Linked DNA regions of Homo sapiens: all the other regions are linked to region 1. Evidence: read pairs that join two places in POLR2A ChIA-PET (ENCODE). Cell type or tissue: HepG2. All regions are shown on one strand. Links, peaks and the distances in the headings refer to the core of each region. The heading gives the core; the rest is flanking DNA.

Region 1 (10,874 bases), core at 2,705-7,704:
TAACTGTGAGGAGTGTGTTTTTCTCCTTTCTCAGATTTCCTCATTTGAGCTTCCCATAAGGTTAAACTCCAGTTGCCCATGGCAGTACCTTGGCTCGATACTGCATTGGATGACTGCCTTCTTTTCCCTGGATCACTTCCCTCTTCCTTTACTGGTTTTCCCAGTACTTCTGAATAAATTACTTACAATCAAGATTTGTTTCTGGAGAAATTCAACTAAGACAATCAATCCAAGCCTTTTCTCTGAATGTTCTTTCTACTTTTAGATTCCTAACAGGGGTGCTACTGGCATTTGGGTAGCATATGTCCATGTCATATAATCTTGCCATTACCTTTCAGGATGTTTAGCATGTCTCTTCTTTGGACACAGAATTCCACTAGTTACTGTGACAGCCAAAAACTTAATACATGCATTTCCATATTTCCACGTGTCTTTCTCTCTCCCCTGGAAACACAGCTTTTCCTGTAGCCCTCTCAAGTAGAGCCAATATCTTCTCTCAGATGCCACATACCACTAGGCCAGTGGGGGGCTCCTTACTGCTTCCAGATCATTTTCTCTTCTTCCCCTAAAACCCCAGCTTTTAATATCATATTTTCCCACCATATTGCTATGATTCACTGTATTTCCCTTGACCACTCCTCCTTATTCCTTAAAGATTTAGCCTTTAGCTGATTGACATTTTATCAAACACTATTCCTATAATAGTTCTTGGTGATTGTAATATTCACGTGGATGATCCTTTCAACTCCATGGCCTCTCAGTTCCTTGACTTTCTCTCTTCTCTTCTTCAATGATCTTATCTGTCCTTCATAAGAGAACCTCCAGAATCTCCTACCAAATACCTACCTGTATCTCTGCATCTGTGCCCACCTACTGCCTTCTTTTCTGTTACTATAAATGAACACCCTGTGCCTATCCAGACCAACATGTCTTCTAGTTCTAATCCTATACTTTCCTCCCCACTGAAGGATATAATTCTAGCAATTCATCTTGCTCTACCTGCGTCCCAAATTTTTCCCTCTTCATAGCAGTCAAATATGCTGCAATTCTGCCTATCTGAAAATGATAATATGCTCAACTGGTTTTTATTCTACTTCACTGGCTACTTTACCACAACCTACTTTGCTAGTTTTGCCTTGTCTCTTTGATTCTAACTATTGGAGGGCCCCCAGGGCTAAGCCCATGAACTTTTCTCTATCTATGCTGCTTACATTATGATTTTGTTAATTTCTGTGGCTTTCAATATCACATATAAAATGAAAATTCCAGAATTTATTTATCCAGTTTGATCTCACCTCTAAATTCCAGACTTATATATCCACTATCCTTTTTGATAGCTCTATCTGGTACCTGATAAATAGTTCCAACTGGAAATTTTAAAAACCAAATTTATATCCTCCTATCCAAACATGCTCACTCAATAATCTTCTACTTAGGAAATGGCATACTCATCATTCCATTTGCTCAGACCAAAGTCCTGGCATCATTTAATTTCTCTTTCACACTCTACATCCTTACTTTATCAGCAAATCTTTTTGGCTCTATTTATATTAAAAGTATAAATAGAACTCAGTCACCACTTGCACCTCCATTGCCCCCAACTTTCTAGTCCGAACCATAATCCTTCTTTAAAATTTCAATAGCCTCCTGATTGGGTTCCCTATTTTCATTTTCCCCCACAGTCTAATTTCACTACAGAAGTCAGAGTGATCCTTTTAAGACTTAAATCAGATCATGTTATTACTTTGGTCAAAACTCTGTATCTTATTCGGAATAAAGGTGAATGTTCATGTAACAGTTCACAAGACCAGATAGAATCTAATCCCTCAGGCACCATTCCAGTCTCCTCTTTAACCTCTGAATAAATAACTGGAGAATGGAGATAGGTTCCACATAGATTTTTGGAGGCAGAACTATTAAGACCTGCCAGTGGATTTGATGTGGTAGGATTAGGGAAAGAGAGCAATAAAACATGGTAAACAACTCCCTAGTTTTTGGCCTGAGCACCTGGATATATGATTGTGTGTTAACTCTCATGGGAAAGACTAGGGCAGGAGTAGGTATGGGCCTACCTAATGCGTATTTGTAGGATGTGGTTACAGCAAGTAGATCCGAATTCTGTCATATACATGTTAGGCTTTAGGTACCTACTGGACATTTAAGTGAAGATTATGAGTATGCAGCTATAAAGTCTGGTAAGAGAAAACTAGGTGAGTGTATTTCATGAAATCTATAGAAGATGCTGCTGTTACTAAAAGGATGCAATGTTGAGAGATTTTGATGCTGCTGAGAGATTTAGGAAAAACTGAACAGAGGCTGACAATGAATTAGATACATTCAGGTCATTGGTAACCTTGTGTAACCTTATTAGTGGAAAGATGGGATGGGTTAGGGACAGAATAGAAGGAGTGAAATGGAAGATAGTTTATACAACTAACATGGTAGTAGAAAGATAAATTGATTCTGATTGCATCTATTTTTAACCATCATTGTTGTGATATAATTAACATACCATAAATTTACCCATGTAAAGTATACAATTCAGTGGTATTCAGTGTATTCAAAAGATTGTACAACCATCACTACCATCTAATTCCAGAACATTTTCAATACTTCCCAAAGAAACCTCACCTTTATTAGCAGTCACTTTCCAATCTCCCAATCCCTGCCAATCACTATCTTCTTTCTGTCTCTATGAATTTGCCTACTCTGGACATTTCATGCAAGTGAAGTCATACAATACATGGGCCTTTGTGTCTGGTTCTTTCGCTTAGCAGTTTGCAAGGTTGCAGTGTCTGTCCATGCTTTATTCCTTTCTATGACTAAATATATTCAATTATTTTATGGATATACCATATTTTATCTGTTTATCAGATGATAGACATTTGGGTTGTTTCTACCTTTCGGCTGTTAAAGATAAGGCTGCTATAAGCATTCATGTATGAGTTTTTGTGCGAAAATATTTTCATTTCTCTTGGGTACGTCCTAGGAGTAGAATTGCTATGTCATGTAGTAACTATATGTTTAGCAATTTGAGGAACTGCCAGACTTTTCTAAAGTGGCTGCACCATTTTATATTCCCACCAGAAATTCCAACCAGATTTGGGTCTTTTAAAAATATATTCCATCTCTACTTAGCTTTCTGAACATTTGGAACATAGTCACAATAATTGTTTTAGTGTCTCTCTCTGCTAATTATATCATCTGTGCCAATTTTGGGTCTGTTTTGATTGACTGGTTGCTCTCCCCATTATGAGATATGTTTTTCTTTTTCTTTGCATGCCCGGTAATCTTTGATTGCATGCATACTTTGTGAATTTGTTGGGTGCTGGATACTTTTGAACTCTCATAAATCTTCTTGAGTTTTGTTCAGGTATGATGTTAAGTTACTTGGAAACAGTTTGATCTTTTCAGATGTTGCTTTTATGATTTGTTTGGCAGGTTGAGAGCAGTTCTCAGGCTAGGGCTAATTATTTCCCACCACTGAGGCAAGACCTTCTTGAGTACTTTATCCAGTGTCTATGAATTATGAGTTTTTCCAATCTGGCCGGTAGTGGGAACAGACACTACTTCTGGTCCTATGTATGTTATGGCCACATGTTCTCTCTACCTCCTCCAGATGGTCCTTTTCTAGGCCTCATGTAGTTTCTTCATAGTCATGATCAAAACTCTTCTGAATACTTAACAGAGATCCCTCTGCAGACCCCCAGGCTTTACTCTGTGTAGCTCTCTCTCTCCTCTATCACTCTTTCCTAAGAAATCTCACTGCGTTGATCTTCCTGGACTCTCAGCAATGTTGCCTCAATTCAGAATCATAACTGGGCTTCACCTCTGTTCTCCTACCACATGTCATGACCTGAAAACTCTCTCAAATTAGTAAACTGGGGCAATAGTAGGTCTCATCCATTTTATTTCCTATATTTCAAGAATCACCATGTCCATTGCTTGATATCTAGTGTCATAAAAACCATTGTTTCATGTCTTTTGTCTGTTTTTGTTGTTGTTTAGTTGTTACAGGTAGGAGGGTAAATCTAGTTCTATTACTCCACCTTGATCATATATTTTTTCTAAATCAGAGATAGCAGGGAGGACTCTGAAATGGCCCATCGTCAGTGCCTTTCCTTCCTTATTTATGATGAGAATGAGAGCTTTGACTCAAATCATTTCTATGTATATTTACATAGTTGTTTCTCAGATCTTAAAAAACAGATGGGGCAAGCACTGATACCTCAAATAGATTTCTTTTTTGGAAACAAAATATTCCACTGAGGAATAGTCATTTATAGTATGGGATGCTAGCCCAAGCTTTGTCCTGGCAGAGTTTACAGATCCAAATGTCTGCACAGAGGCTTGACAGATGTGAAGCGTAGGCCAGATGTAATATGTGATGAACTGAGAACATGACAGTGAACTGGAGAGGCAGGCTTGGTCCAAAGTCCTTCAAATTCAAAAGCATGACGGCAAATAAAAGTGCCCTAACTTTCTGACTGAACTTAATCCCACTGTCTGCATCCAAAACTCTGACCACCCGCCTCAGTTATAAGATAGTTTTTATTTATTTATTTTTCACCAACCACAATAAGCAGCACTGAATAAGATTGTTTTATTAAAATATCTTGTACAAAAGTATCTTTAAAAGAGCAATACATATTATTAATTTTTGTACAGTGATATTATTATTAATGCCCGTAAGTCCTTCAAAGGAGGCTCACTGTCCCCCAAAAGAAGATTAACTAGGAGAATGCAAAATCATAGATGAGGAAATAAGTGTAATTTTCCTGAAGCAGTAAGTATTTTACCAATCTCAGAATGTTTGTCCACAAAGCTTAGCAATATACTCATGTCAAGGACAGTAGTTACATCTCTTTTATCTTCCCAGCAAAAAGTAACTCTTTTACTACAACCAGTTTCACCTGTTTTGCAACTTGCTTTGGTCAATATTTTCTTTAGCTGGGAAGAAAGCTAACTGACACAGTGGAGATGAAAAACTGGTTTTAGAAACCTATTGATATAAGCTAGAAGAGACATATTTGGAGACCTGGAATCAATATTTTAAATACAATAATTTCTAGACTTTACATAGTTATACTTTGGTTTCCAGTTCTCTAGAAATTAAATGGTAGCTAAGACTACCATATTAGGAATTGAAATATGAATGATTCTACAGACCATGACTTAGCTGTGATGCTCATAAAATTCTAAGTCCTGCAGCTACTCAAGGTAGTCCATACAAGTACAAACCCAGAATATATGAGTCAAGAGTGAAATATATGTTCCTACTAATATTCAATCTGAGTTACCTTGCCTTTTAAAGGACATCAAAGGATTTCAACATACAGTAGTCAGATATAAAGTGTTAGTGTGTTTTTTTTTAACACCTAGTAAAAATAACAATGTTATTAATTGTATGAAGAAGAAAGGACATCTTGGTTAGGTAGTCCGACCACAATACTTAACAGGAAGATTAGCTTCTCCAACGTAAATACTTAGTAACACACACTACTGCTGTGACAATCACCACTGACTTTCACTGTAGGGTTTTTGGATCTTTAAGGTTATATTTTATGACTGAACTGCATTTTTAAAAGATTTTTCCCAAATAATCTATGAAAAGCCAGACTTCTTTTAATTATTGTTTGTTTTAACAACTTATATCAAAAAGAAGGCACATCTTTCCAAGTAGGTTTTGTTAAATCAGTGGTTTTCAATTTGGGGCGGTTTTGTCTCTTTTTTTTTTTTTCCTAGGGGACATTTGGCAATGTTGAGAAATGTTTTGTTATAACTAGACAGGTGGGTGCTACTGGTAGAGATGCCACCAAAAATCTTACAATGCACAAGACAGCTCCCTACAACAAAGAATTATCCAACCTCAAAGGTCAATAGAACTGAGATTGAGAAATCATGTGTTAAATCAAGACTGTGATGTTGTTAAGCTTCTGTATAAATTCTAGTTGAGAAATACCTTTGTGGTAACTTTTAAAATTACAATTGTTTCAAGGAAAACAACTAATTTAGGCTTATTTACTATTTCAAAATAATAACTTCTTATTTGCTTAGCATTTTATCGTTAAAAAAAATTTTTTTTAAATACAGACAGGACCTCTCTATGCTGCCCAGGCTGATATTGAACTCCTGGGCTCAAGTGATCCTCCTGCCTTGGGCTCCCACAATGCTGGGATTATAGGCATGAAACACCATACCTGGCCTTTTCTTTTTATTTTCTTTTAGCCTTTTATCTTTTGCACAATCCTTTCATATGTTTCATCTCATTTTCTCCTCATAGATTTGTGGTGAAATTATCTTTTTTCCTGTTCTGCTATCAAGGGCACTGTTGTGCAGGACAAGGCTATAGGATTCAAACAAGCCACACTGATTCACATTCTGAATGAAAAACCCAGTGCTCTTTTGCTATCCTATCCTACAGCAGTGACATTCTTGTTAAGGACACTATATGAAAAGAAATTTAAAAATAAACAAAAACAAATCATTGTGTACCTCTGGGGATGTGACCCCAGAAGATAGGTGTCATATGCTCTAAGAATGGAGGAAGCAGGAGAGACACAGGTTGGGTATGGGAGGTGAGGAGCAAGCATGGGGAGTAAGAGGTGGAAAAAATAATGACATTACTAAAGCCATCGGGGGAAGCACAGGCAGATTCCTAAACTGAATGTGACTGCTTTCCTGTGAAAATCATTCCTTCTCCCCTAAGCAGGGTAAGACCCTTACGAAAACACAAAATGGATAAATCTGCTGAATTCAACTAGAAAAACAGAAACCACACTTATTTCTTCAAACAAAGAATGTGATACAAGGAATCTGTTGCACAGGTGATGGAAAAACTGAGAAGAATCCAGGGGAAATTCTTCCCCAGAGAAGCAACCACAGGAAACTATTACACTTTTAAGTAGGTGGCAGGAGGAGGTAGTATTGTCAGATCCCAGGGCTGATTTCATGGTAGGCCTGTCCAGCAAGAGAGGGAGCCGCTGGGGAGACAGCTGCAGGGGATGGTGCCTAAGGCAGAAAGAGATGGGGAGATATATTGGTTTCTCCTACCCTCCAATCACCTGACAGTGCTCCCTGTTAGCCTAGCCCAGTAGGAAGCCAGCTGACACATGGGTCTGGAAAACAGCCTGTAGAAGCCAGCTTAGATAAGGACAGAGAAGGGCAGGGGAGGAGTATTTTCCAAGACTAGCAGGCTAGTCATCACACGTCCCGCGGAGGAATGCCAATGGAGGAACACCATGGATTGGTTCAAGTGATCAAGTAAATATTCCAGGAACTTAATCATGTTTTCTTTCAAAATAAGATGTTTTAAGTCTATCTTGGACCAAACAATTAAATAACTAAAATTAAAATCAAACTCAGAAGAGAAAGAGTATTTAACAAATGAAGCATGGTACCTTTTTGTATAAATATCCAGGCCTTTTAGGGTTAAGTGATTACCACAGAGAGAAAAGTTTTTTTAAAATAGAAAATGGAAAGAAAACAGCTCTAATAGGGGGGATTTTGTCACACCTGTTTTGCACACAGTAGGCTCCACAGTCAAAATAGACGCAAATTCTTGCTGAGCTTTTGACGACATGAAAATAAAGGCATTCATCACCTTTCCTCTCAAAATTGCAGACTGTAGCAGAACACCATTTTTAAAAGGCTAGTCTAATTTCCTTTCTGGGGGAAAAAAATGAGAAAGGAAACTAAAGAGACAAAAATATATAATTGCAGACTCTCCCTCTTAACTGGATCACTGTGTACCCAAAATATGTGTAATTTAATTTTAAGAAATATATTGAAATTGCAGAATCACTAGTAATTCAGTGACCTCAGAAATCCTGGAACACAAAAGCCAACTATTAATGGCTATTTCAACTGAGTAATGGTTAACATTTACAAGAGACGTAACCTGGGGTAATTGCTGGGGATATTTTGGCTTTCTTGTACATGTTCTTAATCTGTATAACTGATCAGAAAAGCCACAGAGAAGTGTAGCAGGGATGCCACATGTAACTGACTCATAAAAGGCTCCTTTAGAGAAGGAGACACTCAAAGCACAGGGAAATGTAAGCAGGCACCTTAAGTAGGAAAATGTGAAGTGTGATTTCTGGTAGCTGTCCTACTTGGGACACAAATGGCCTTTGCTGGTCAGTCCCAGCAGGCAGGGAAAGACTGAAGCACCCAATATGCAATCCCAGATCAGGGCTTTGAAGGGGGCTGGGGCTCCAGAGAGCCAGATGAAGCTGCAGCCTTAAGAGAGTTCAGTTATCATTTCTACAGGGTCAAGCAAACAAATGCCATAGTCCAAAGTGGCAGTCGCCTGGGGGCAGGGTCCTCAGAGGTGGAACAAGGGCTTGAAAGGGAATCTAGGGGCTGGTGAAACTCTTGAAATCCAGGCAGGCCAGCTTGCTTTGGGAATAAGGGGAGTGTTTGTCTGAGAGCTGCTGGCAGAAGGTGAGTAGCCAAGACAGGGGATCAGGCAAAGAAGCCCATTAGGATATAGAAACTGGGCAAGAGAGAGATTTAAGTGATGATGGGGGTGAGGGGCTTGAACTGCATCATAGAGACGTGTGTGTTTGCTTTCCTCCCAGAGGCATTTTTCTAATCCTTTAAGGCTCAAGTTCTCACTATAGGTGCAGTGCCCAGAGCTCATAAGCATTTCCCAGTCTTATCAAATTGTTTGAGAGCTGGACAAGAAAATGGCCTGGCTCTAAAACACAAAGCAAATTATAAAATGCAATTAATAAATGTTTCAAGAGGAAAATTATATGATTTCCTTTAATTTTCATAACAAAACGTCGTGCTTTTCATGTGGGATAGGACATTTTCCAGTGTTTGATAGGATGTGTGATGAGGCCTCTGAAAGAATATCCAGGGTTTAGGTAACCCTTGAATTCGCCTTTCTTCTGCTTGGCATAGTTCAGGCAGGGGAGGTCCAATGTGTTAAGACTTCAGCAAGGTTGGGCAAAGAGTGGAAGGCAAAAGCCCAAATCACCATAGCCAGAAATATGGGGGAGGGGAGTAGAAGAGACTGGAAGGAAGGGTGTCTGGGACACTTGCAGAGGTTGGCTCGACTGAGTGCTGAGAGATGCAGGCATAGTGCCCCTGGGAGATGGTGCAGTCTGGTTTCTAATTTTGGAAATGGTCATACCAGGGTTTCCAATTCGGCAGGCAGGCTAGCAGTGAAAGACTGAAGTGTAGGAGAACCATCTGGAGGCCAGTGGCCATTCAGTTTTGTGTAGGGGTATAAATACAGAATTGACAAAAGCAAGACAGGGCTTAGTTTCTAAAGCAGGGAAGCAGCAGAAGGGAAGTGACGACTGAACAGGAGAATCTGGTTCTTCTGAGGCACCAGACCAGTGGAAAATCAGTGAGTCAAGGAAAACTGAGGTCCAGAGGTTCCAAGGCTCCTGGGTTTACTTAGTGTCTGATTGGCTACAAGGCAATTTCAGGAACACCACAGAAGGTCAACCAATGAGAATGGACTTCTAGATTGCTTGTCTGGGAGCAGGGCCTAATTCTATTCTATATGCATCCTCGTTGGGAGAAGGGGCACCTGAGTCTAAGTGAAACAAGGGGTGATCCAATCTGAGATTACCCTGGAGACAGGACCCCTTTGTGTGTCCAGAGAAATAGGCATGGAACTGCCATTTCTTGAGTCAGGTTCCAAGGTGACTGGGATGAAGTGGCTCCAATTTAGGAGAAGGACACAAAGACAGGAAACCACCCAGTGCGCACTGCAGGGGCAGATGTTTAAACAAACTCTTCTAGCCAGGTACAGCCCTGATAGGGAGGAGGGTGTGTCTCTCTGAGAAGACCACAGACCCTGACCTGGAGACATGGTGATGACTGAGCAGAGATAAAAGAGGAGGAGACCGATCAGTTGCACCTCTAGAGCCAATTAGGGCTGGTGCAGAGGCTGGTGGCCTCTGGCTGAACAGAGTGGAGAGCTTTAGACTTCCCCTGGGTCTGTATCCAGGTTCCAGGGCCAACCACAACTCCTCTTTCTCTGTTACCTGAGAGCAGAGAAGGGGCAGGGCCAGGGCGCCAGCAGGAGAGAGCTTAGCTGGCCAAGCTGAAGAGAGAGGTCATTAGGGACTAGATCATGGCAGCAGCGACTGCCTGGATCCTGGCAGAATAAAAGAATTCCAGCAACAGTAAGTGACTTTGGAATAAGAGCCCTCAGCTGATGCCTGGAGGGATGCTGTAGGAGTTTTGGATAATCTTGTAGAAAAGATCATTTTTATTGTTTTTCTTTTATTACACTATGAATAGAGGACCTGCAGGTAGGGTAGCCAAGACTTTTCCCAGATGATACATTCCCCAGCAGAAGTACTGCTATTTCTAATGCGTGAGGCACTAATGATAAAGAATCTATGGATTACTAGCATTTCAAGAGCCTCAACCACGTTTTAAACCTAATTCAAATGAATATTTAACTCAATGGCTATAAGATGTGGCAGTATGCCAACCATTCAACTTATTCTTCACATTTTTCACAAGAAAAACAACAAAAATCATCTCTCCTATAGACCTGACTGATTGATTATCCAAAGAACCAAAGCAGTAAATTTATGAATGTGTATTTAATTTGAAACAAAGAAGCATTCTGAAATATTTGACATAATGTGACTGGGAACATAAAGGTAAGGGTGTTGGCCGGGCACTGTGGCTCATGCCTGTAATCTCAGCACTTTGGGAGGCCAAGGCAGGAAGATCACTTGAAGCCAGGAGTTCCAGACCAGCCTGGGCAACATGGTGAAACCCGGTGTTTAGAAAAAATAAAATGAAAAAAAAAAAAAAATCAGCTGGACTTGATAGTGCATGCCTGCAGGAGGCTGAGATGGGAGGATCCCTTGGGCCCAAGAGGTCAAGACTGCACT
Region 2 (8,572 bases), core at 3,562-8,561, 550 kb before region 1:
AGTGCATGCTACTTTCAAGTTCTTTCCCCAAACTTTTCTCACCTATGTTTGCCTATGGGGCTGTGACTCAGAAGTTCATGAGCAATGTGTTCCTATAAAGAAGAAGGAGTGTAGGGCCACCTTCGGCTTATGTTTTAGCTCTAGAGGATGAGGGAAGAGCCAACGTGTGCCAGTTTGAGGATGGATGTACAGTGAGTAGTGAGGGGCTTTTTCCACCTTGAACGCATGAGCGCTCTTGAGGCCCTCCCACTGTACATTCAGAGTCACCAGATTTGTGCATGATATCTCTGCACATACAAGAAAAGAGTTCCTGTGACTGCTCAATATTTTCTGTCTTGGTAAGAATGAAGAGCAAGAGAACTAAGGCCCTAGGAAAAGGCAATGGCAAAGAACAGATACGTGGCTTTCACCCCCGCCACTATCTTTCCAGAAAACCCCATGTAAACCTTGAGCACACTGCAAAGTCATGGTTTGGGCAGGTTTCTTTCTCTAGCAAGAAAGCCCCATGCCACCCTGCCAGTTCACTGGGGCCTCTCAGGCACCATTCTCAGCATGAGCTATTGGTTGGGTCAGGTATGTAGGGGAGCTGCTGGTGCCACTGAAGTCACGTGATAATTGTGGGCTCCTGGCCAGGAATCTGCTGATCTAGCTTGGGGACAGGGTGGGCAGGATGTGCCATTGATTCCCTTGTGAGAAATTCCTAAGAACCTACTCTCCATCTGCAGTTAATTCTCGCAGGACAATTAAGGGATTTTTTTTCTCTCTCTCTTCTCTAAAGCAAACAAATAAAGGTCCAATTATTTTTCCAGCAATCTGAGTTTAAGAGTCTAAAATTCTAATTTTTTGTTTCCTGGAAACAGTAAAATTCAATTGCCATTTGTTTTCTTCTTTAAAATCCCCTTTACCGCACTTTCAAAGTAAGCTTTTCTCATAGCCCTGAAGAGCCTTTGTCTTTAGGTTGTCAGTAAAAACAAGTTGATCCCTTTGACTCCGTTGGTTGAGATATGAGTGCACTGAAATGTGTCCCACAGCCATTGCCAAAGTTGTGGTTTTTCAATTTATGTTGGAGACAAAAGAGTCCAAGGAGAATTCCACTTGTGTAGGTTGCATAAGAGCCGACAAACAAAGCTGAACTGGATAAGAGTATAAAGAAAATAAGAGAAGCAAAATGTGTGATAGAGGCCACAGATACTGCTGTAGAGAGCGAGATGGTGACAAGGTGAAAAGGGGCTGCAAATTTATTAACTGGCTCAGTCCTTCCTGAGAGCTCTGCACCATATCTCCTCCAAACAGGTGCAGATTTTCTTTTAGTTTTATAAAGATTAGAGCAAGAAAGAAGCTGCTTTTAAAACAAGAAAAAAAAATCAGTTTCAGTGCACCATCTTGTATAATATTTTATCCTATTGTACCCTGTCATGGTTTAGGTATCACTGTATTCTCTCATTGTGTCATATATATATTAAGAGCTAAATAAATGTCTGTTTCATTGAATAGTTCAGCTCTGCTCTCACCTCTCCTAATTAAACCAACACCACATGCCACTTGCTACCTCCTGAACAATAATTATTTTTGTGTTTCTTCATTTCTCCAACAGCTCCAAAGGTGTAACATTCAGCTCTAACATTAACGCTGTTGCTTCTAGAGGCTCTGTACCCATCTCTCTGTTATGCCACACTGCCTTTAGACCTACTAGACTACAACACTTTGTCCTTTATGTCTCCTTACAGGTCCCAATAAGAGTCCCTGAAGACAAAAGGCAAATTGCATACCCAACATCAATTACATTTATCTTCCTTCATACACAAAGCATTGTATGTTTCCACATTCAAGAAACAAAGAAACTCATGAGTCATCATGGGAAGACCATGACTTTTAGATTCAGACTGATCTATATGCAAATGTGGAACTGATTCTACATTACATGTCCAGCTGTAAAACTGGGAGTAAAGTATATGACCTCTTTGGATCTGTTTTTTTCATCAGAATAATAGTAATATTTACCTTGCAGGTTTGTTCTGGGAACTCAATGAGATGACACACGTGCAGTGGGGTTGCAAATGTACCCATGTTAGAGTCAAATGTGGGAAAAACAGGGGCCTTTTAGTGTTCTATATGTAGACTAGTCTTTGTAAACTTGCACCCCCACTGATAGTGGAGGCAGTCCTGTGATCTTGGTTTGATCTAGTAATTGACATGTCATTTAGTTAACACAATCTGTTTTAGATGCTTTTCAGACTTTCAGATTCTCTCTCCTACTCCTGAACTTCCCTGGAATGACACCAAGATGTATGAGGGGTTTACTCTGTCCTTGTGACAGTGGAGAGAAAAAAATTCAGATCATGCGAAGTCCTCAGATACCCTCTATGCCCAGCTGTGGACAGGCTGGTGGAACTCCTCTCCTTGTCTGAGGATTGCTGAGCTATGCCTAGCTCTGCCTATCCTTTTGGAGTGAAGCTTTGGCTCCCTGGAGTCCAAGGTTTCAGGTATCTGTGTGTATTCAAGTCCACCCTCACTTTATCCTATCCACTCTGACCCCAAGCCTCTGACAAGTTGCCCACTCCTTTCTCAACACTTCCACATCCCTTCTGGAGCATTTGGGAAATCTTAAATCCCTGTCATAACAAGTTCAGACAATGGAGAGTCAGGGCTTCATTGTGGACTCATCACCTGAACCCATTCTCCAGTCTTCCCACAGAATTGCTCTGGAACCACCATGGATCTGGCGTCCAGCTGAAGGCACAAGTTGTTCTAGGTGCCTGCAGGCTCTGCCTTGGAAAATAATCTACTCCTCTGATATTTGTGTATTGCCCCACGCTTACTTCTATGTTCCTAAAAGACTTTTGCATTTGACGTATGATTCTTATGTGGGGCAGTGGGAATAAGAACCTTTTTATTCTACTTTTTTTTTTCTGCCTCCATTATCTGACAGGATGGGAAGGGGTAAGCTTTTCTGTTGCTTTCCCTTCCTGTCTGAATGCAACTGTCCTATATCATTTCCTCCTCGTTTATTTAAGATTTCAGTCTCAAAGTTCAGCTGAAATGATGCAATTGACTGTATCTTAGTTTATTCCGAATACTACAACAAAATACCATAGACTGGGTAGCTTATAAAAAACAAAAATTTATTTCTCACCATTCTGAAATCTGGGAAGTCCAAGATGAAGGCACCAGCAAATTCCATGTCTGCTGAGGGTCTGTTTTCTGGTTCATAATTGGTACGTTCTCACTGTGTCCTCACATGGCAGAAGAGGCGAGGGCTTTCTCTTGAGTGACTTATAAAGGCACTAATCCCATTCATGTGGATCTGCGCCCATGACCTAATCACCTCCCTAAGTCTTCACCTTCTGATACCATCACCTTAGGGGTTAAAATTTCAACATAAAAAATTCTTAGAAGGCAGAAACAGTCAGACCCGAGCAGGGTGCAAGGAAAGAAATCAGTCCAACCATAAGAAAACTTAGTGAGAAAATACCTCTAAAACTTTATCCCTGTTATAGATGGAAAACACTTGGTGCAGAGACTGGAATCTTCTATGAACTTGGATAGGTGAATAACACTGTACTACATGGTGATATCTGTGAAAGATCTAAGTGTTACACTTAGAACTTACAAATTCAAAACATTTTATAAGACAAGCATTGGGCTCATTCTGTCTATTCCACAGTCTATAGGCTGAACTCTGCTAAACCTATCTGATTAAATAAAGACATCCATAAAAGTCTTAATGACGGTCACACTACAAAGCTCTTTGAGTAACTAATCCCAGTGTTAGCCAGCAATGTGTCTTAGGGAAGTTCTTCACATTGACCTGGAATCCAAATACCTAATGAAAAAGAGCAAGTGTCAAACTCAGAGTGTGTGTCTCTCTCTTCCTGTTTATTTGTGAATGCCTTTCAGTGATTAGGAAAAGAACAAAAACTATAAATGCAGCTTGTCAACCACAACAATGTACTTTTTCAACTTTTGGCTGATCAAGACATGAAAAGGTTATAATTTCACTACTTTTTATATAAACATAACTGCATATTTTCACAGCATTGCTTTAAGACTTAAGCTCCTCCAGCTGATCGTAAATTGCCAGGAAATGTCTGCCCAGTCTATCACAGTGTCTTAATTAAGCAAAGGCATAGAAATTATATGGGGGCCTCGGCCCATGGGACTCACCAGGTGTAATGAATTCTGAAGAAGCAGTAGTTACAGATTTCCCAGGGCATGCTAATAATAAATACTAGTTAAAGGACAACAGAAATAAAAAAGTTTTTTCTCTTTTCTACCAATCTCTTCCTTTTTAAAAAGATAGCAACTATTAGATCTTTAAGCCTCAATTTTGATGCCATTTCTTTCCAGAGAATTTCTTGGTTTCTCCTTTCCACACTCCATTATAGGCTGTGCTAAGGGACTCTCCTTTGCACTCCTATTGGTAAACAACATTATTATTGCATTATTCGCACCTGCTATAATTGTCTTGTTATATATATTTGTCTCCCTCAGTAAGTCTGTGGCATTGCCTTGCAGATGTTTTATTCATCAAAATATCACTAGAATTATAGAAAATGTGTGGTCCTTAGTTATTTCTCAAAACAAAGATCAAATAAAACATACAAAAATTACCTTTTTAAGCTCCCAGAGGACTTTAGTAACCACAGATGCAGAGAAGTTACTTATTTTTTGTTTTTATTTTTGGCTATGAACAAGCCTTCAGTGAGTAAACCTTCAGTTAGTTCACTACCTGTTTCTGCCAAACTGGGAACTAAAATATTTGCATTGTATTCTCTGTGAATGCTTGTGTTTCCAATAATTCACTCCTCAGAGGGCTTTCCCAGGAGGCTGGGGGTGGAGAGGGGCCCACTGATAAACAGCAGATGCCCAGCAGGCCTGAGGCATGTCTGACACATGGATGATGAAGGAGATGGGAAAAAAGGAGCAGCAGCTCCTGGGATGACATATTTAAGAGCCCGAGGAGGTGCATTGCTTTAAAATTACTGATCATAAGAAATAGTTCCTGCAAATGGTGTGGGGTATGTGCCCTTCTGTCCATGCCAATTCAGTTGGTAAACACACAGAAACAGAATTCTCGTTGAGTACTTGAAGCTCATAGAAATGTCAACAGTAAAAGGAATGGGGCAGTTGGAATTCCTGTGCAATTTGAAGCTCTCACTTGAAAATGAGAGAGGAACAAGGAGCCAGGAGTGAACAGATCAGGGGATCAAGCAGGAATAATATATGGTTCAATACTTGTGTGAAGTAAGAGAGAAGAAATATTCGCTACCTTAGAAAAAGTAAAGTGCTTACTTTTCTGAGGTCATGGCCTTCCAAGAAAAGATATTTTAGTTGCAATAAATGAGCTCTTTCTTCATGAGGCTGAGAGTTTGGCTTCCTTAATCCTGCTTTAAAAAAAACAAAAAAAAAGAGAGAGAGAGCAAGAGAGAGAAATAAAATGCACCCACTGATGTTCAAAGAGGAAGAGCAAAAGCCTGAACTTGCCGTATCAATGATTAACTACAGAGTTACTCGTTGGAATAAGATACATAGGATTTGCACCCCAAGAGAGGGCACTGACCCTGTTTGAGAAATATCATTTGGTTAAGAATTAATTTCCTTCCTTTTAGAATTTGAAACAACAAAATCTATTAAGCAAAAAGTGGTAAGGGAGCACAAGATGCAGGAGACTTTCTCTGTCCCAAAGGACCTTATAGACTTGTTGAGAAGATTGTATGAATAGGTGAAAGTCACCAAACAATGGCATATGTGCTTGGCATAGAGTGAGCAATTGGTTAATATCTATATGGATTGCTGTTTAGCTAATGAAGTCTGTGGTGTATTTACTAGCCTTAAGTACATAATGTTGACTAAACTATGCTCTGCTCAGACAGACAATGAGGCCTGCTCTTTGTGCTGCCCCTGACTCGGTCCTTTACAATGAGTCCCTGTGCTCCCTGTCCTCAGGAGCCACTGCCCTTTGGTCTCATGAAACCTTTCAGACCACATCCCTTCTGCCCTAACCTTCTCACTTAATTGTCACAATTCTAGTTTATTTGCCAAAGGAAACTAATCTGTGTGATTATGAAAGTAAGAAGTAATATGAAGTATTATAAACAAGTGGGATAAAGTGTGATGATTTTGTATTTAGATGAGAAGTTGATCAGCTCGAACTACAGAGGGAAGGTAGTGCCCTTGGAGTCAGAAGTATAAATTGATGATCCAGGTCTGTCTCTTCTAAGTGTGCACCCTTGAGCAACTCACCAATTCGCAAAACCCGTTTCCTCATGTTTGCAGAGAAGGGATCCCAACTGTAGCACAGGCTTTGTTGGGCCAGTGGGGTGAGCCCAGCTGGAGTGGACAGACTTAAGTCCATTTTGCATGAACAATGGCTTGTTTGAATAGAAATGCTGGTAGGTCCTTTACAGGTGGTGAGAGAGGGCAATAACAAGGAGAATGTAGGTGATAGTCAATCAATTATTTCAACTCATTGGTGATGGTCATTTGGGAAATACAGGTTACATACAACTGGAAGGTAATGTAATTTTCCTCATAAGGTTATTATGAGGATTAACCAGCAACCACAGTATCCAACAGAGGCTAATGATTTTGCCTGTACATTATTTGAATCTTATTTTGCAATCTTTATTTTGAGTCTTTATTTTGCAAATAAAATTATTAAGGAAAAACTTATGTTGATAGTAAAAATACAAGGCTTAGAGTGAAGTGAAGTAATTTGGAGTTTGTATTCTTCAATCCATGATGGTGGCTGCATATACTACCCTCCTCTAGAGGTCACCCTAGCTGCCAGCTTCCAGTACCTTGAGGCATAGACTCCATTCTATTTATCTATCTATATGTATGCCACAGCATCTAATAATGCGGCTTATTGCGCTAGAAGCTCACTATGGTTATGACAAATGAAAAATGAATAAAATTATAATTGGAAGTACATACCAGAAAGGAGCAGCAGTACTGTGTTCACTAAGGTCTTATTTAGTAACCCACAGTTTGGAAATGTTATGCTCATGGGGTGCAACGTTAATTAATGAACAGCCATGTGCTGAGTTCAGGAACAGCAGAAGACAATTATATCTCTGCTGCTGGTGCAGCAGCTCTTTCACCAACATGTGAGCCCTGCATAAAGCCTTGGAAATTTCCATTATAATAAAAACAACCTTGGAGGATCATTGGAGACAGGAGAATCTGTTCTTTATCCCCAACAGTGTGGTTGTCTCCTAAAATCAGGTTTTGCCAGCCTGATGCAAAATCCTTGTTGCAAGTTTTGTTTACATTTACAGGCCACCTCAGTAAAAGAGATCAGACAGACGTTGTGGATATTAACTCCCACCAAGCCTCCTTTCATGCTGATCTGAGTATAATTTGATTTTAGTCTTAGGTCAGAGGAAAATGGGTAATTGGGGCAAATTGGTATTGATCCAGGGACTTTGTTATATGACTTAGATTCTGAACTCAGGTGAACTTGACCTCGCCCGCAGATTCCCCATCTCTTCCAGATCTCTCCTATCACTCATGTTGTCTCCCCCATTACCAACAGCTCTGGGCACTCAGGAGCCCAGTCTGGGATGCCTTAGTCATTATTTACTTCTTGATAAATCTACTTACCCTTTTCCCCTTAAACATCTCGCTGAAGATCACAGTTTTCAGCAGTCTTTGCAATCCTTCACAACTCTGAAAGAAAGGATCCTTACTCGATAATTATTTGTGGATTGGCGGGAACTGAACTCCAGTAGCATAGTCTTTAGGACTGACATCAAGGATTTAGCCAGAGATGAGCTGGCTAATTGACAGCATTTTTGTTGTTATTGTTTAAAAACTGTGCATAAAGAGTTGAATCAAGATAGTTAGGATTCACGTGTTAAAAAGTCACAGAAGCGCATGAGCCCCAAGGGGGCAGGGTGGGAGGGAGACATAGTACAGGCCCTCTTTGTCCATATAATAATGCCAAAGAAGCTCTTGGGGGTCAGCGGAGTGTTAGTGTTCTTGTCAATGCTGTCTTTATTAGGAGCTAAGGGCAGGACAACTCCCACCCTTAGGACAGCCAGAGTCTGGGATAACTCTATGACACTCTGGCATCCAGAGAATCAGGAGCCAGCAAGGAGGTAAGACTGGCTTGACTGCAGTGAGCAGAGGTGGCTGGGTGCAGAACAGAGACTATGGGAAGGAAAGACTCCTGGGGATCAGGGATTAAGGATGAAGGACACAGGACTAGAGTAAATGTCCTGAAACCACCACTGAAGGTAGTAAGTGACAAGTGCAATATGGTCCTTTTTAGTTTTCTATGGCTGCTGTAATAAATTACTACAAACTTAGAAGCTTAAAACAACCTAACTTTATAATCTTATAGTTCTAGGATCAGAAGTCTAAAATGCATCTCACTAAGCTCACATCAAGCTGTTGGCAGGGCTGCATATCTTTCTGGAGGCTCTAGAAGAGAATTAATTTTCTGCTTTTTCTATCTTCTAGAGGCTGCCCACATCTTTCAGCATGGCTCTTTCATTAAGTTTTTTTCATGATGCCATCTTTCTGGTTCTACCCCTTCCAAATCCCTCTTCTACTTTTTTTTTTCTTA
Region 3 (10,874 bases), core at 3,278-8,277, 49 kb before region 1:
GCGGGAGGCGGAGCTTGCAGTGAGCCGAGATTGCGCCACTGCACTCCAGCCCAGGCAACAGAGTGAGGCTCCATCTCAAAAAAAAAAAAAAAAATTAAATGCTGGAAAGAGTTGTCTTCTCAATAATTATCCCACGCACCATGGAACTAGCCCTCAGTGCAGAATTAGAGTTGACATCCTAAGACGGCCCAGCAGGAGTTGTTTCTCACAGCAGTAATTGTTTGCAGTTTTGTTCACTTCCAGTAACTTAGATTTCAGAACAAAGAGTAAATGTTTGATTTTTACCTACACTGCACAGTATTCTCTCTGCAATATCGTTTTTATTTGCTGAGGCTTTTCTGCTTATCTGCAAAGTTCAAAGTTTCTTTCAAATATAATTCATGTAATTTTTAATCTTTAAAGTCAAATGGAGAGGAAAAGTAATACTATATACTGCCTGTAGCCCAGAATTCTCCACATTCCTAGCTCCAAATAAAAACTAAAAACAAATGGGAAGACATGTTTTTGTTAAATTTTTTTAAATATTTTTTATTTTTTGAGACAGGGTCTCATTCTGTCACCCAGGATGGAGTGTAGTAGTGCCATTATGGCTCACTGTAGACTCAACTTCCTGGGCTCAAGTGATCCTGCCTCAGCCTCCTGAGTAACTGGGACCATAGGCAAGCACCAACATGCCTGGCAATGGAAAAAATAGTTTTTCAGGTTGCTTTCATTAATTAACTAAAGTAATTTAGAGCTAAAAACCCACCAGAAGTCTTTTTACAGATGAGTTCCAAACTGAGACCTAAAGAAGGTAAATGAACCACCTAAGAACAAATCAATCAAAATTCCAACCAGGATGAATAATTTATATCTAAAGAAATTTATAAAATCATTACATTTTAGACCCACAAATGGTCTTAGAAACACCCAGGTCTAAAATATCACTCTCAAATAGAAATACGCAATACAACATTCCTGATGGTGCTGCCTGAATATTACCTCTGAGAGTTAATCACTTGTCACAATTAGACAGCTCATTCAATTTGTGAGATATTTTGTTTTCATATCTAGCCATAATATCTTTCCTTCTACTCTTTGTTCCTGGTTCTGATATTTGAGAAACTGGTTAATGCTGCTTCCTTTTCTCTTTAATATTTTCACATTTCTTTTAGGCATTATACTCCAGATTTTTTAATAGTCAAATAATTGTATTTTATTATTTTTTAATTTATTTTAAGTTCAGGGGTACATGTGCAGGTTTGTTACATAGGTAAACTTGAGTCATGGGGATTTGTTGTACAGATTATTTCATCATCCAGGTGTTAAGCCTAATACTAATTGGTTATTTTCCCTAATCCTCTACCTCCTCCCACCCTCCACCCTCCAATAGGCCCCAGTGTGTGTTGTTCCCCACCATGTGTCCATACGCTCTCATCTTTTAGCTCCCACTTATAATTGAGAACATGCAATATTTGGTTTTCCATTTCTGTATTAGTTTGCTAAGGATAATAGCCTCCAGCTCCATCCATGTCCCTGAAAAGGACATGATCTTGTTCTTTTTTATGGCTACAGAGTATTCCATGGTAAGTGTGTGCCACATTTTCCTTATCCAGTCTGTCACTGATGGGCATTTGGTTTGTTTCATATCTTTGCTATTGTGAATAGTGTTGCAATGAAAATATGTGTGCATGTGTCTTTATAACAGAATGATTTATATTCCTTTGGGTATATACACAGTAATGGGATTGCTGGGTTGAATGGTATTTCTGTCTTTAGGTCTTTGAGGAATTGCCACACTGTCTTCCACAATGGTTGAACTAATTTACACTCCCATCAGTAGTGTATAAGCATTCCTTTTTCTCCACAACCTCGCCAGCTGTTATTTTTTGATTTTTTAGTAATACCCATTCTGACTGGTGTGAGATAGTATCTCATTGCGGTTTTGATTTGCATTTCTCTAATGATCAGTGATTTTACTATAAATTTTTAAATATTTCATGACCTTGGTCCCCTCCAGATATTCTGTAATTAATATTGATGAAGATAACAATAGAGAAAAAAATAATTATCAGAACAACCTATATTTATTGAGCGTTTTCTATGATACGGCATTGTAACAAATAATTAGCATTTACTATCTGTTTTGTCCAGTGCTCTATCCACAGCACCCAAGACAGTGCCTGACATACATTAGGCATATGATGAATGTTGGTTGACTGAAGCCACCTTCAACAAACCCTTCAAAGTAGGCATAATTATTCCTATCAAAGAGCCAATATATATCACAGTTGGAATTTGAAGATAAGTCATTTTGACTACATAACTTGATACATGCAATTAACCATTGTGCTTTAGGCTTACAAATGTTCTTCTCTCAAATTGATTCCATTTATTAACTATTACAGTAAGTCCTCACTTAACATCGTCAATGGATTCTTGGAAACTGTAGGTTTAAACAAAGAGATATTCAACAAAACTGATTTTACGATAGGCTAATTGATATAAATAAGAGTTAAGATCCTGTGGCATATTTCTGGTCACAAAAACATCACCAAACTTCTTAATAAAGACCCACTTCTAATAGTAAACATTGAAATAAATGTGGCCTACATGTACATTTCAGAAAGATTAATAAAAACAAGTAAGATAATTACTTAAATCTAATTTTTAGTGAATCAGTGAGTCACAGCAGTAGTAGTCGTGGTGGTTTCAATCGAGAAATAAATGTTTGCAAAGTGAAAGTTGTAATGAGCACCTCCAACCACCACACAGTCCAAAAAACCATAAATATGTTATGCTCACTGAGTGCTTTTATGCCAAATTGTTTATTGTCCTGGATTTGTATGATTATTGTATACTTTACTAATTTTTATTTTACCATCATTTCTATTCATTCTTCATTTTCCAACCTGATTATTCCAGTTCAGGGTCTCAGGTAGCTGGTGCCTTTCCTGGTAGCTCAGGGCACCAGGAGGGAACCAGCTTTGGACAGGACACCATTCCACTGTGGGGCACACACATGCACACACACACAGACACACACATATACATACACTCTCTCAGACTGGCATCATTTAGACATACATGTTAACCTAACATGCACAGTCTTGGTATATGGGAGGAAACATAAGTACTTGAGAAAAAAATCCATGCAGACATAAGAAGAATATGCAAACTCCACACAGACAGTGACCCTGTCCCAGAATTAATTTTTTTCATTGATGGCATAATAAAATGACTTTGCACAAAACGATGTTATTTGAGGATATGCTGTATAAGTAAAAGTTCTGCATCTAGAAGTGGACTGTATAGTATTCCAGAATGCTGTTCATGGGAGTTGATTCCTATAATATACAAATAAGCTGTTATTTCTTGATTCCTGACCCCTGCAAGCTACTACTCTATTTCTTTTATTCCCTTTTCAGAAAAATCCTTTAGAGTTATCTGCCTTGCTGTTTCCAATTCCTCCTCTTCAGTTACCTTGTAAAACCACTTCATTTACTTTCTCCCCAAATCCTCCATGAAAATTGTTCATTAAGATCTTCAATGACTTTCACTGTACTAAATCCAGCAGTCCTAGTTATACTTGACTTATCAGCCACATGAAACACAATTCATCCCTCACTTCTCTCCAATACACTTCATTCCCTTGCCATCCAGGACAACTTTCTTGGTGTCCTCGCACCTCACTGAGCACTCCTTCTCAGTCTCAATCCTCTTTAATCCAGAGCTCTTGGTATTAGTGTGCCCCAGGGCACAGTCCTCTTTATCTATACTCACTCCCTTGTGATCTCATTCTTTCTCAGGGCTTTAAACACAATTTCAGTGCAAAGACTCTCAACTGTCACATTCCTGCCCATAACTTTCTCTCCACTGCCTCATTTTAATGTCCAACAGAGAACCAAAACAAAATTCCTGCTCCCAACCATTCCAAACCCACTCTACCCACAGCCTTGCCTGTCTCAGTTGATGGAAACTCTATCCTTGCTGAAGGTCAACACTCTTGGAATCAACATTGACACTTCTCTTTCTTTAACATATAATCTGTCAGAAAAATCCTAAACCTTGATTGTTTTCTTTTTTAAAAATCTGATCATGTCACCCTTCCACTCAAAACCTTGCAATGGCTCTCCACTTCACTTAGAGTAAAAGCCAAGTCCTTAACTGGCCTTTCATGTTCTGCCTGATCCATTCCTCTGTTACATTAAACATCACCCTCATTAGCTCACTTAATCCTTGCAAAAACCCTATGACAGTTTGTTATCCCTACATTGTAGATAAGGAGACTGAGGCTCAAAAAAAGTGTTTTTTTTGTTTTTTGTTTGTTTGTTTGTTTGTTTGAGACAGAGTCTCACTCTGCTGCCCAGGCTGGAGTCCAGTGGTGTGATCGTGGCCACCAGGAGTTGCTCAAATCTCTGCAACCTCCGCCTCCTGGGTTCAAGTGATTCTCCAGCCTCAGACTCCCAAGTAGCTGGGATTACAGGGACATGCCACCATGCCAGGCTAGTTTTTGTATTTTTAGTAGAGATGGGGTTTCAACATGTTGACCAGGCTGGTCTCAAACTCCTAGCCTCAAGATTCACCCACCTCAGCCTCCCAACATGCTGGGATTAAAGGCATGAGCCACTGGGCCAGCCAGAAGTTAAGTATTTGATCTAAGATTAAAAGACTAGTGAATGATATAGCCAAGATGTGAACTTAAGTAGCGGTACTCTTTATCATTCCATTCACTGAACCAAGAAGAACAGACGTTCATTGCAAAACCCCAAGGAGGCAAAGAAACAGATGGTACCTGGTACCTCTAAAAATGAGAGGTGGATGTAGGACTAAAAACAGGTAGAGTCACTGAAAATCTGATTAAAATTTTAGTCTTCACTTTGCATAGACAGATCCTCTCCAACCTTGGAAGAGGAACTGAGACTTATATGATGGTAAGGGAGGGCCAGAGAGATACAGAACTGGGGAATACTGGACATAAAGAGCCAAATCATTCCCCAGTCTAAAACGAGATCGTATTTTTCCTTGTATTTCCCATAACTTTTTCCATGAACATTTCAAAAACAATTTTTAGAACATTAGCATGGAGTAGTATAGACCTGGCTAAACAGCTTAGTCCAAAAATAATGAAAATGACAAGTCTGCATTCAAAGACAAACTACTTAATGACTAATTTTTTTAATTGGTTCTAGGCTGAGACCTTTGTATAACAAGTTTCAGCCTAGAGAAAAATTTTTATGCTGTAGTTATGAACTGCTGATAATAGAAGATTTAATGGAATTTCAAATAGGCCATTAATTGTAACATGCCAATATAATAACAGGAAGATTAAAATATGACTAAACTAAACAAGTTCAATACAGCTTAAGGACTTTGTTTGAAATTAAACTTTCCCAAGTATATATTTTGATATCAAATCTTGAAAAGTTAAATACTGAAACAGCAAAAGGTTTTTGTGGCAAATTTCCATAATATTCCTGAATAGCTTACTCTAACAACTTTGCAACCGTATGAATTAGAAATTAGATCAAGCATAAAATAAATTGGGATAAGACAGTTTTGTGTGTATTTATAATTTCTTATCCTTTTCAAAAGAAAATTCTGTGAAATGTGATTCTTGAGGGTAAATTTTGAGGTGTTTGTGACTTTTAATTTATTTCTCACAATATGGGGTTGCAAAACAGTAAAAAGGATTGGATGGAGTATTGTTGTTGAGTATATTGAGTGTAAACCTTGGAAAGGACAGGTGGTGTATAGAGGGATTTCATTCTGTTTGGGGAGAACAAAGAAAAAGATATGGTGGTAATGGCTACTGTGTTGTTTTTCTTAGGATGGTACCATGTTGGAAAGAATTACATAGATTCCAGCTGTATTTTGTATTACCATGTGTATACCAAAAAGACTCGCTGGTGGGTTGGATGTGGGAGGTGAAGAGAGGAAGAAGTTAAAAATGATGAACAATGCCGGGCATTGTAATTCCCAGCACTTTGGGAGGCCAAGGCAGGCAGATCACCTGAGGTCAGTAGTTCAAGACAAGCCTGGCCAACATGGTGAAACCCCGTCTCTACTAAAAATACAAAATAAGCCGGGCATGGTGCTGCACACCTCTAGTCCCAGCTACTCAGTAGGCTGAGGCAGGAGAGTCGCTTAAACTCGAGAGGCGGAGTTTGCAGTCAGCTGAGATTGCACCATTGCATTCCAGCCTGGGTGACAAGAGTGAAACTCCACCTTAAAAAAAAAAAAAAAAAAAAAAAAGATGAACAAGTTCCTGGCTTGAGCAACTAACAAAATGATGATGTCATTTGCTGAAAGAAGATGAGTAGAGCAAATAAGTTCATGGGGTGTGGAATCACAAGTTCTGTTTGGGACTTCTAAAGTTTGTGATGCTTGTGAGTCATCCAACAGGTGAAATCAATTAGGATGCTAAATATCCAAGTCTGGAGTCATTATCTCCACTAAACTAAGGACATCAGCAACAGTGAACACAAAGTTGGTCAGATTCAACATTATATAAGCACAGAGTAGGTGGTCACCTTGAAAATGCTATGACGTAGTAGCAAAAGTCTAGTAGGAAAGTGAGGAAATCTAGATTCTTGTTTTTCTCCTCATTCCACTATCTAGCTGTGGGATTCATTCTAACTTTCTAGAACTCACAATGGTGCAATTGTTTATAATATACACTCCCAATTCAGAAAACTGGGGCCAAGTTCTAGTTGTGCCTCTTACCAGCTGCGTAACTTCAGAAAAGATAAAATATTTGTCCCTCAGTTTCCTCATCAATAAAAGGGGGATATCATTATAACTATTTCATAAGATTGTCTCGAGCATTAAATTACCATGTGTGTTTATGCACACATACACACACAAGCATAACTTAAGGTTGTTTCTGAAACATAATAAGTGCTAATTAAGTGTTTGTTATTATTATAAGATGGATTAGATTATAATAACATCTTTTAGATTTTATCTATTAATAAGATCCTTTCTTCTAAACAATATTATGTAGAAACTCAATATGTAAATATATATATAAGTAATAAAGAGGGAATCGCTACGGCTGGAATGTAGAACCCATATCCTACCAGCTTAACAGTTTCCCCTCCCTTTTCCCTGTCAATAGCCTCAGTGGAAGATCTAGAAAACTTCTGATTCTCTTTTCTGAAAACCATCAGACTAGATAATCTTTCCAAAGTGAGAGAGAAATAAAGATGTTTTCAGACATAGAAGCAATAAAGAGTCTAAAAATAGATCCTCACTAAAAGAACTCAGTGCTTTGGCAATAACAGTAGTGAAGCTGGAGGTTCAGTCCGTCTTACTGGAGGGATGCTTCTTCTCTACTCCTATATTCCCTTCCATATGGTGGGTCTTCCACTTGCATCACAGCCCGGGGCTTCCTCTCCCCACCCCACCCCCAGCTCACTAGTCCTCCTCTGAGAAAAGTATCTTAATATGATGGGAAAATTTGAAAGGAGAGACGGGGTGTAAGCAGTGCAGCCACTTCCTCTCTCCTTCTGCTTGGGAGCCAGTTGTCTATAGGAAGAACCTTATGCTGTGCTGCTTCCATATGGTACTATCCGGGCACATTGCCACCCACTGTCAGGGGGCTTTTGCTATCATCCAGAACTGCCTGTGATGTGGTTTGTATAGTTATCTAATTCTGGGGACTGGTATTAGAAAGCCCACTTGTCCACCAGTAGGCAATTTTTCAAGTATCAGCTCTGTCGGTAACAAATATCACATTTGGGTTCCCATATGCCTTACACTTTTGTTTTTGTCTTATTTTTAATGTACTCAGAACTTGGATGACAAGATGTGTGCTATTTAGAAGACCCCCTTGACCTCCAATAGTGTGGGGCAAAAACAAAAACAAAAAAACAGTGAACTCAAAAATACATCAAATATGCTGGCAAATTCCTGAGATAAGAAGGTTCCAGATCACAAAAACAAAAGTTATCATGCTAAAGAGGTTGGATTTTATCCTGTAAGGAGTCAAAGGTCATTAGAACACTTTAAAGAAAAAGTAAATGGCCAGATTGGTATGTTTGATTATTTTCTCAGACAGGGTCAACATAGAGAGAAGACAGTACTGAAAACTGGCTAGCATCAGGTTAAAAAGAAAAGGCAGCATTTTCTGAAGGCCAAATTCACCTGCTTTATAACTTTGTCTAAGGCTGTCTCAAATGATGATGTCATGTTTTCCCAACCTACTATCTAATTTTAAACAGATGGTCAGCCTGTTCCATAGATTTCATTAAGTCAAGCAATCGGATAAGCAAATCTTGAACTGCATTGGGATCTTTATCATGCTGTTTCAAAGATGCTTTACAACTTTCCATTTAAAAAAAAAAAGAATGAAGTAATGTTGTTTCTCTTCTGATTTCCAAAGTTTATATTTTCATGGCATATACATGATACATTATTATTTAGAATTTTATTGTGTAATTTAAAAAGGCAAAATACTGATAATCACAGAGTGATAGCTTAAGAACTAAAATTTGTGGCTATAAAATAGGTCATTTATCACAAAATTAGCACAATTTTAAAATGTTGATGCAAAACAGATGTATACTACATTGCAGCATTTGTTTTCTCCCTGCATACAATTTGTTCTTTTTAGTAATTGTGAGAATATGTCAAGTACCTAATAGTACCTCTTAGCCATAAGCTAGGCCTTAAGCTCATACTTGGTTCCTTGCCTTTCTGAGTCCTCTCTTTTTGTGCAATTCCTCTGAGAAGAATGCTTCCAGCAGAACTGATTTTGACATAGAAGTAAAGTTAATAGTTTCTGCTACAAACATTTATTAAGTTCCATAGTCAGCTAACACTGTCCTGGGCACTGGGAATACTGTAATGAATAAGCAAGAGAGGACACAGTCCATGGTTCGGGAAGATCAAAGTCACACACAAGCGAAAGCAGTAGTAGTAACACCCCATCCTCAATTCCTAAGGGTTCCCCCATCCCGACGTCCTATCAGGAAATCCCCTGATGTGTACACTACCTGATGAGGAACTTTGTTGAGGAAACACAAGAAAGGGAGGGAAAGGATACTCACCTGCCTAGGCAAATCAGCCAAATCACCTGAGATGACAAACATCATAATCATAGATTGCCCTGCTTCCAGGAGGAGCCATTTGGTGACTTAAATCATTCAGCTGTTTCGTTGTTATTCTTTGTTTTATTGTGTTTTCTTCAACACAGCTGCTAAGTACTCCCTTTCTTAGCAGGGAAAAAAGTGCAGGCCTAGCTATTTCTAAAGTCCAGCCATTAGTTCCCTAGGAAACAAAATATATTAATACGAAAACTCTTTTAGTAAGAAAAAGCCTACCCAAACTACTTGGAAGAAACAGACTCATCTGGCTTTCTAGCTGGGAAGTTCCACCAATGAACTTCAGGCATGGCTAGATCATAATGCTCAAATTACGTCTTAAAGATTTGACTTTCCCATTCTATCTCTGTTTTTCTCTGGGCAGATTCTTCCCACATAGTGGCAAAGATGACCACCAGCAGCTCTAGGCTTCCATCATCTTTACAGAAAAAATGCCTATCCCTTGCCCTCCCCACACCAGCAAACTGTCTCTTTCCTCATAGTTTCAGCAAAATTCCAGGGATTGTCCTCAAGAGAAATGCTAGAAAGAAAAAATATGTATATCCACTTTAAAAAAAAGTATATCCACTTTACACAAAAGCCCTGTAATATTTTTAAAGACTTTTAAATAAAGAGAAGAAAATAACAAAAAAAAATCAAATTACAATGACAAAAAACTATATAATTTTTTTATAGATCTCCCTCTGGAGTTTATGGAAATGTCAGTGGAATTAAGCCAGTTATTTCTTAGCTCCTTTCACTGACTCACTTCTTGTTGTACTGTTTAGAACGATCTCTGCCTAACTTTGTTGTTTAGGTTTTTGTTTCCAGGATAATGCTCATAGGTTTTCCCAACTTCTTGGTTGCCATCCTCTCTTTCTAGTGATATAGCCAACAATGAAATTATGTAGCCACTAGTTATAGGTAACAGATCCAAAGAGAGCCAAGTAAGACTTGTATCTTCTCAGAAAACTACAGGCTTTCTAGATCTAAGGTCTTCTGGCTTCACCTAGAAAAGTCAATTTACTTAATTCCTTGATGCTTGACCTATGCTTTACTCCAATATTTTTTTAAAAATGGTTGTCAAGCACAGAGCTGGAAATTTGTCTCTATGGGACTGGAACATAGAAAGCTGGTGCTGGGCTTTGAGAAACCCTCACAAAAGAGGACAGAGACCAGGCACTCTAAGGAAGATGAAGATTATACACATTCTCTCAATCTGGGTGGGCCTCTTGCCCCTGCCATTCTCTCAGGCTGTAGAAAAGTGGAGACAATGAAAAGTAGTCAGCCCACTACCTGTGGCTAAGAGGAAAACAAATTCTTCTCATATGGTAGGAAGAATGCACCTGTACTGTATCAATGGAGAATTACCTGGGCATGATCAAGATTAAAATAAATCTCATGGCAGAAACAAACAAATATTTAATGCAAAGTAAAAGGATCCAGCTTGGAAGAAATTATAGCTTAAAAATGAGATGGAAATACCTCACAGTTGCTTTAAGCTATAGATGAATTTAATAAGAATACAAATTCAAGGGATTTTAAAAATGAACTGAAAAATGAGTTGATCAAACAACAGTTTGAGATCAAAAAGAAGATTGTCAGTCTGAGCAAAAAACAATTAAGGATGGATAACATTGTTCTCAGGCCATAAAATTCATTGGCTCTTCTCTCTTCTTTCAAATAAAATAGGGCTTAGGAACTCAGGAAATAAAGCAGACTCATTGTTTGAAGAGCTTCCCTAAGATACCACCTGTTTCCTGCTTTAAAGATAATACACCTTCTCTTCAAATTAGGAAAAGATCAAGG

The links. Peaks named below come from ENCODE experiments on the same cell type or tissue, not always from the same donor. Only the 100,000 strongest peaks of a DNase experiment are listed, where the experiment ranks them.
Region 2: POLR2A ChIA-PET joins it to region 1 with 6 read pairs; 2 of 35 experiments call an interaction of 5 or more read pairs at or near these places.
Region 3: POLR2A ChIA-PET joins it to region 1 with 5 read pairs; 5 of 35 experiments call an interaction of 5 or more read pairs at or near these places.

The regions. Positions count from the first base shown.
Region 1 is chr2:138,486,477-138,497,350 of GRCh38, forward strand. SPOPL-DT (SPOPL divergent transcript) reads right to left here. Exons shown (of 2, transcript NR_187149.1): 2 at 4,587-10,874. Among named protein-coding and RNA genes, the nearest start is that of SPOPL-DT, 9.8 kb to the right of the region's middle. In HepG2, for the core only: no CTCF peak of the experiment used is centred there; DNase peaks (open chromatin) are centred at 4,425, 4,915 and 5,883; H3K4me3 peaks cover 856 bases.
Region 2 is chr2:137,937,368-137,945,939 of GRCh38, forward strand. No RefSeq gene overlaps it. Among named protein-coding and RNA genes, the nearest start is that of HNMT, 23 kb to the right of the region's middle. In HepG2, for the core only: no CTCF peak of the experiment used is centred there; DNase peaks (open chromatin) are centred at 5,124, 5,494, 5,924, 6,304 and 1 weaker place; H3K4me3 peaks cover 1,900 bases.
Region 3 is chr2:138,437,216-138,448,089 of GRCh38, forward strand. No RefSeq gene overlaps it. Among named protein-coding and RNA genes, the nearest start is that of SPOPL-DT, 59 kb to the right of the region's middle. In HepG2, for the core only: no CTCF peak of the experiment used is centred there; a DNase peak (open chromatin) is centred at 6,266.